2 separate regions of the Homo sapiens genome follow, and region 1 is linked to region 2. A link is a contact called in ENCODE Hi-C data. All regions are on one chromosome and are shown on one strand. The core of a region is the stretch at or near the end of the contact, and the rest is flanking DNA. Distances in the headings are between cores, read along the strand shown. Region 1 holds the start of COQ2 (coenzyme Q2, polyprenyltransferase). Region 2 holds the start of TMEM150C (transmembrane protein 150C).

What was found. Hi-C counts contacts between places; a loop is a spot of excess contacts on that map.
Region 1: a map of mammary epithelial cell shows a loop between it and region 2 (4-fold over the local background). The contact joins the promoter of COQ2 here to the promoter of TMEM150C in region 2. A Hi-C loop is called at or near these places in 1 of 168 maps with a recorded cell type or tissue (mammary epithelial cell).

Annotation. Positions count from the first base shown.
Region 1 is chr4:83,282,677-83,286,537 of GRCh38, forward strand. It overlaps COQ2 (coenzyme Q2, polyprenyltransferase), which reads right to left and starts at 2,122. Exons shown (of 7, transcript NM_001358921.2): 1 at 1,836-2,122. The coding sequence starts at 2,088. RefSeq lists enhancers at 1,525-1,764, 1,960-2,254 and a silencer at 1,825-2,154.
Region 2 is chr4:82,559,996-82,563,690 of GRCh38, forward strand. TMEM150C (transmembrane protein 150C) reads right to left here and starts at 1,993. Exons shown (of 8, transcript NM_001080506.3): 1 at 1,911-1,993. RefSeq lists an enhancer at 1,719-2,218.

The sequences.
Region 1 (3,861 bases), core at 872-3,371, 720 kb after region 2:
ATATATTAATGAATTTTCGTGACCTCATAACGTCCATATTATCATTAATAGTATCTTCATTTTACAGATGAAAAACGGATGCCCAGAGAGGTGAAGTAATTTATCCAAGGTCCCTCAGATGAGCAGGGTGGAGGTTCACATCCAAGAGGTTTGGCTCCAAAGTTTTGCTCATAACCCCTTTGTTGCCTTCTGTTACATGGCGGAAGGTCCAGCCACTAAGATAGAAGCCAGAGGTTTAACTGGGGAAATGGGAATAATGGCAGATGTTCATCTATAAGGCTACACTGCCACTCCATGCCACAGACTCCAAGAACAGAATTACAGCCAGGCTTCAGATTGGAACTGGGCTTGGAAATGCATGCCTCTCAACGTGAATGTGGCCCCAAAACTCATGGGGGTCATACACAGCTTCCCAATGATGGCAGGGCTGTACCTATCATTCAGTAGGCTTTTATGCTTTGATAGCTGATTGTTATAACTTAGTGCTCTAATCCCAAATAGGTCGTGCATAAATCTAGAATACCAAAAGCAAGGCCTAATTCGGGTCTTGTACGGGCAAAAGTGGAGTAAATGTACCTAGGCCTTTGACTACATCTCCATACACTGCAATGGCAAATGTCATCATCTAGATTGGCTGGAGTTCATCCTTCACTTCTTCCTCCACGCTATCCAGCTTCTTCAGATATGTTCTTGTCTAGTCTCGTTTCCCATTTTCCACACCCACTTGGTGTTCCAGGTCAGGCTCGTATTCTTAGTGTTCTAACACTCCACCCTTGGGTCTTTGCAAAAGTACTTCCCGCACTAAGATCTCTTCCCTCCTCTGCAAAATCAACTTGTCCTTTGGAGTATAATTTCTTCTCGAAACTTTCCAGCAAGGGATCCACAGTAATTTCTCTTTTTCCTGTAGCACTTGCTTTTGTATCACTCATATTTGATCCATATTTTCCTAGCTCACCAAATAGTCTTTTTCAACTAGACCAGAGTTCCTTGAAAGCAAAGGGTTTCCATAGCTTTTTCTATCTCTATGGCCGGACAACGTAGTAGGAACTTATTAATTCACTTAACACTACTGGAGAAGCCAATCAATCAACAAGCGCATAAGGTTAGTTAGTGGTGAGTGCTATTAAGAAAAATTGCGGATAAAGCGATAGAAAGTGAGGTTGGTAGGTGTTAATTAAGATAGGAAGGTCAGGAAAATCTTTCTGTCGGGGGCGATTGTAAGCTGACAGGCAGTCCGTAAGCGCTGTCCCTGCTGCGTTCAAATGAATTAAATCTTTGCCTTATGGGTGATGCAGGTAAAAGAGCTCCGACTCAGCATCAAAACACAGAGTTCTTCTGGTCTGGCTCTGACGAGGAGCCTTAGTTTCCTCAGCGTCTTAACTGTCTTAAGGATTGTCTTTGTGGGCCTTACAAGATTGCGGGGAGGATCAAACATTCTAATAAATGAAGGAGGGCCACGAGAACGGAACCTTCCGCTTGAGTCACCATTTAAACAAGTGTTTGTGGAATGAGAATTATCTTGCCCGCTTCAGGTGCTCAGGATGCAGACAGACGTGAAACTGGCGGGTCCTTTAGGAGACTGTCCCGACTGCGTGTCCTGAGGTGACTCGCCCCAGGGCGCACGGCAGCCGGCAGCCAAGCTCAAGCTTTCAGGCTCTCATTTCAAAGTGTCCCGAGGTGATTCGCCCCAGGGCGCACGGCACCCGGCAGCCAAGCCCAAGCTTTCAGGTTCTCATTTCCATCACGCCCCGGCCGGCCGCCGCGGACAGCTCCGCGGAGCCGACTCGGAGGCTGCTACTTGCAAATTCCCGGGCTGCCCGCCCGCCCGCACTCACCAATGGGCTTGTCCAACCGCATGAGGCGCAAGTACGGCTGCAGGGGGCGGGGCGCAGAGTCCACCACCGCCGCCGCGGACAAACTGAGCTGGCGCCCGCGCGGCTCGGGACAGGCGGGGGGCTGCAAGTCACCACCGTGGGGCGCGCCTGCCGCACGCGCCAGGGCGAAGGAGCGGCCCCGCCAGCCCGGCAGCCACGCCAGTGCCACAGCCCGCAGGCCCCGCGCGAACCCCGCGGCTCGCGAGCCCAGCATGGCGCTGGTGAGGCCGGGACGAGCTCGGATTGACGTCATTCCCCGGCAGGCATGCGCAGTGGCACCCGCAGGATGCAATCCTAGTCTGCCAGGCTGGGCGGCGGTGTGGGCAGAACCTTTCCTCATCCTTACTTGTGAAATTGGGGTCATCGTGGTCGCTTACTCTAGGGAGGAATACTTAATGAAAAAGGGATTTCTATTGGCAAAAGGCAAAAAAATTACAATAAATTTAGTTGTAATTTTTTACAACTCGATCTTGATTGACTTTGTGGTTCCATTATCGGGCAACACTCAGAACGGGGTCTCTGAGGAAACAAACAAAAAATAGAATCGGGCAACACCTTATTCTGTAAAATAGAATAAGTGTTCCAAAGAGTCGAGCGGAGGAAGTTGGCTTTATAGACAGAAAAAGGGCTGAAGAAAGCAGAAGCAGAGAACAAAAAGCGGATTGGTCACTTCAAATTACTTTCATTGCGAGGCGGGGACAGGGAAACAACAACAGAGAAATAACGGATTGGTTAACATTAGGTTACACCAGGTTAAGGACTAAAACAGGAAACTTAATTGTCATGACGATTGCATTTTGAAATGGCCTGGTTGGAAAATTGGCTGTTGTCTCTCTTTCCTGACTTCTCAGAATGTCAGATACAACTTAGTTTTAGTTTGGTGACTTGGAACTTTAGCATGGGTGACTCTTGATTCTTAGTCTGATCTGTTGGGACCTAGTGCAGGAACTTAGTTCAAAACAATGGCCCCCTATAATTTAACCCTATTATCAGCTTTCTCCATAAAATGAAAAGGATAGTGTTTATTCATATGGAACAGTTGTACCAGGAAAAAAAAAAAAAAGCTTTGAAAAACCTACTGAATCCAAAAGAAGAATTTGCGTACACGTTTAGCCATAAAAAAAAAAAAGGGCACCAAGTGGCCACATACAAGACTGTAAATTAAAATCGCATTCAGGGTTAAGGGATGTTCATTACACAAGTGAAAATTTTAAATTTGACAGCCCTTCAAAGGAGTTTTTGTAATCAGTAGACAACCAGCATGTGTGATGCTAAGAACCTGAAGCTGAAAAGTCTGGTCAGCAGAGTCTTGCTCTGTCATCCAGGCTGGAGACCAGTGGAGGGATCATGGCTCACTGCAGCCTCCACCTCTTGGGCTCAATCGATCCTCCCATCTCAGCATTCTAAATATCTGGGACCACAGACACGAGCCACCGTGGCTGGCTAATTTTTAATTTTTCATAGAGAGGAGGTCTCACTATATTGCCCAGGTTGGTCTTGAACAGCTGGGCTAAAGAGATCCTCCTGCCTCAGATGGTCAGTACTCTTATTCATAAGCAACTCTGTATATCGCTGTGTGCCAGGCACTTTACATGTATCAACTCATTTAACCTCTCACTGAGTAACCCTAGGCAAGTCACTCATCTGGATTTTAATATTCTAGGAAGTTGACTTAGTCTTTAGGCTCCTTTCTGTAAAACATGTACAATGATTCTGTGACTTCTTGCATGGCTCAAGTACAGCAAGTTGGATGCCTGGCCACTTTGGTGCAATGAGGCAGGGGGTACCTAGCCTTTCTCCTGCCTGCAAAGAATAAAGGCCAGCAGGCAATTTAGTAACACTCCTAGTTGTTAGATTGGAGATGATTTAGATCTGACTCAAACCTGAAAAGGGTGTAATATCAGTCATGTATTGCATCCATGACTTTCCAATATAGGTCCAAACTCTTTGTTTAAAAAAATATATTAAGAATTTCAAGATGGCAACA
Region 2 (3,695 bases), core at 743-3,242:
GCCTTCTCTCTTGACAATTGCAAAGCAGATAAAGTGAGCCCAAAAACCCCTGCAAGGTCATTGTGAACATGATTGTGGTAGTTCTACAACAAAGGCTAAATAGAACGCATTATTGTGTTCACGCAAAAAAAAAAATTACTCCATAGAGCAAATTATCCCCCCACAAAGCAACATGGAAAAGGTATTTGTAAGAAATGCATGAATTAAGCAATTGCTCTGAAGACTTAAATGCCAATTTAAATAATCCAAACAGATTGCATTCAGCTAATGGCAGATTATAATAAACATGCATTAAAGTGTTTTTCAAATACTTTAATATATTTGTGAATGTCATAACATCTATCAACTAGTCATTATTGTTAGCAAAACTTCTTTACCCTTTTATTTACCATGTCCAGTTTGTGAGCTTCCAACTTGGGGGACTTGCAAAACATTTATTAAATAATGTATAAAGGACACACCATTAAAATTCCTACGCTTATGCCTTGAAGATTAAACTCACATTTCTAGCTCATTAATAGATGACAGCTATAGTTAATCCTGGAAACATGGAGTCTCTAGAACACATACAAGAAAAAGTTTGGGATTTGATACATGAGAGCTGAGACTAAAATTCTTTGATCGGTCACATATATGGGCCTAACAATTTTTCCTTGAAATAGGAAACTTTAAGTAGGTCAGTTTAATGACTGCTACCATGGAGTTTATAAATCCACACTCAACTATCCTTTCGATGAACTGCTGCCCAGAATGGAGTTATAGCCCTGCACTATTAAAATGTCTTTGGTTCAAGCAGAGAAAGATGCAGAAACTGATCCTGCCATTTAGGCTTTGTTATTGTTTTAGATCCAATAACTGTTTGGTTTTGTTTTTCAACATGGCATTGGTATATCTGGTTCCCCAACAGGACCTCGCATGTAGGACATCGGAGTGGGTTCACTCGGGAAGATGGACTTCCATTCTACCTGAGCTATGTTCCCACATGCGGTCACAATCCTGGCCCAACCGTGAAAGGCGGTCTGGCCGGAATAAACCTGACCAAAAAGATCAGTGAAATGTGTGGGACATCATAAAGTGCTGTGGGGGTAGGGGTGGAGGAAAGGAATGAGTAGAGAAAAAAGGAGCATGAATTTAAAATGGGAAAACCCTCTCATACTCCATTTGATTCATTTAAGGAGGGGAAAACCACTCAAGGACTCTCTCCAGAACCCAAAGCTAATCACTTTTTTATTGCAGCAGATTACCAAAGAGCCTAGGTAACCCACCTACCACGGCCTCCCGCCGAAAAACCAAAAATCCCATTTCTTCCCAAGTGTGCGCCCAGGAAAGGAAGGAAGACTGTGCATTTAGAGTGGAGGGCGGTACACAGGGCAAAGCAAGTTAGTGCCTCCTTCCCAGATCCCCTGCTTCCCGAGCCAGCCTGACCTGGCTAACCGCAAAGTGCAGGGAGAATGGCACAGGGACCGGGAGGTCAAACTTGGGGTCGCTTCTCACCCGAGTCCACCCGATAACGAGATGATGGGGCGGCGGGTGGGGACACCTGTCAAAGGACGGGGCCGGGGCCGGGGCCGGGGCCGCAGCGGGCGGGCTGGCTGGCGGCACTGCGGCGGCGGGGACCGAGGCGCGCCGGCTCGGGCGTTCGCAGGTCGCGGGGCAGAGCCGGCACCGACTCCTGGACTTGCCGGGGAGCGTGCGCCCGCGGAGGGCTCGGGCGGGCGGCCCCGCGCCCGGGACGCTATGGGAGGGGGCCGCAGCCGAGCAGGGCCCCGCAGCCGGGCGGACCCAGCCGCCCCAGCCGCGCTGCAGCCCCCGCCGTCCCCGGTCTCCGCCTGCGGGCTGCGCACGGGGCCGGGCCGGACGCCCCCTGGCTGCGCGACGGGCCCAGGCAGGGGAGGGGGCGCCGCGCCTACCTGCTCTGGTGCGGCGGGGCCGCTGTCGCCTCGAGGGGCTGTGACCTGCTGCGGTGGCGGCGGCGGCAGCAGTAGCGGCGGGTAGGGCGCTTCCTTCAGGAAGGGGTGGGATCTGCTCACCCGCCCGCCCGGCCCCCTCCTGCCGCGCCGGGGCCCGCCCCCGACTTATTCTGGGGTCCCCGCTGCTAGGCCTTCGGGGAGAGTTGATCCCCTGGGTCTCGGGCTTCTGCCACCCCCCCGGGGCCCCTAATAGTCACCCGGGGCAGGAGCCGGGTGTGGGCGGGCGAGCCGCTTCCTTCCGAAGCCTTTGTGGACGCGTTTGCCTGGCGCTCCTCATCCAACAAAAGGAAGGACAGAATCTTGGATCCTCCGCCTGGTGGTTATTTATTCCTGACCTGTTGTAACCTTCTGCCTGGCTCTCTTTCGTCCGCACACCTAGGGTTTTTGCACAAAGCAGCTAAAATTCATTTTCATGCCCATTGACTGAATGTAGTTCTCCTCCACTCAGCGCTGTCCCGCGGTTTTTGGTTTTTTTTTTTCCATCCTATTGAACAAACACAGAGCCAACTTCGGACCCTGGCAATGAACAGCAGACACCAAGGCCGACCTCCCAGCGCCAGCTTGCAGCTTTCCTCCCTGGGTCTCGTCTGAGTCCGTCATAAACTGTGTTCATCAGCGTTTTGACAGCTTCCCCCATCCCGGACCCCCAACCTACCATGGGACCCCATGGCACCATGTCAGTGACCTCTAGCAGCAGCATGGATCAATGCCATTTTTATCTTAGGCTCATCATGAGCCTGGGTTCCAAACACAACCTCTCTGGCCTCCAACAGGTGGCTCTCTATCAACCGGCCTTTGTCAGTCTGCCCTCTATTCTTTTGGGGGCTTCCGTAGCACACCTGTCTCCTTTAAACTGCTGTCTCTACACAAGCAGGCATTCCCTTTTTTTCTTTTTCTTTTTCTTTTTCTTTTTCTTTTCTTTTCTTTTCTTTCTTTTTTTTTTTTTTTTTGAGACGGAGTCTTGCTCTGTCGCTCAGGCTGGAGTGCAGTGCCGCAATGTCGGCTCACTGTAACCTCTGCCTCTCGGGTTCAAGCGATTCTCTCGCCTCAGCCTCCTGAGTAGCTGGGATTACAGGCGCCCGCCACCATGCCCGATTAATTTTTGTATTTTCAGTAGAGGCGGGGTTTCACCACGTTGGCCAGGCTGGTCTCAAAACTCCTGGCCTCAAGTGATCCGCCTGCCTCAGCCTCCCAAACTGCTGGGATTACAGGCGTGAACCACCGCGCCCGGCCCAACCAGGTGTTTCTAAGAATCTTCTCCAATTCAGCATATTCAAATTCTGCAATTAACGTTCGGTTCCAGAACTCTCCCTTCCCCACAATTCTTGTGATTATTGTCTACTATGTGTATATTGATTCTTTTTTTTTTTCTGTATGTTGATTTCTTGTTACTGTTTTCTCCTGGCTACTAGACTGTAAGCTTCCTGAGACCAGGGATCTTGCCTTCTCTTGTTTTCCTTATTTTAATGAGTGGGACTGTTATCCATTCAATTAAAATAGCAAAAGCAAAAACTGAATCTTAGTCTAGACTCCCTTGAAAGTATATGCTCAATTTTGTGGGAATTAGCTTATGTGTACTTTTCTGAGGAGAGTAACTACACATTAATCAGACCCTCAAAGTGGTCTGACTCCCCCAAAGGTAAGATTGCTTGAGGCCCATCCATGAACCCCTCCTCTCTCTACTCCCTGTCCCCATGCCATTCATTTCTCTCTGCAATAACGGAA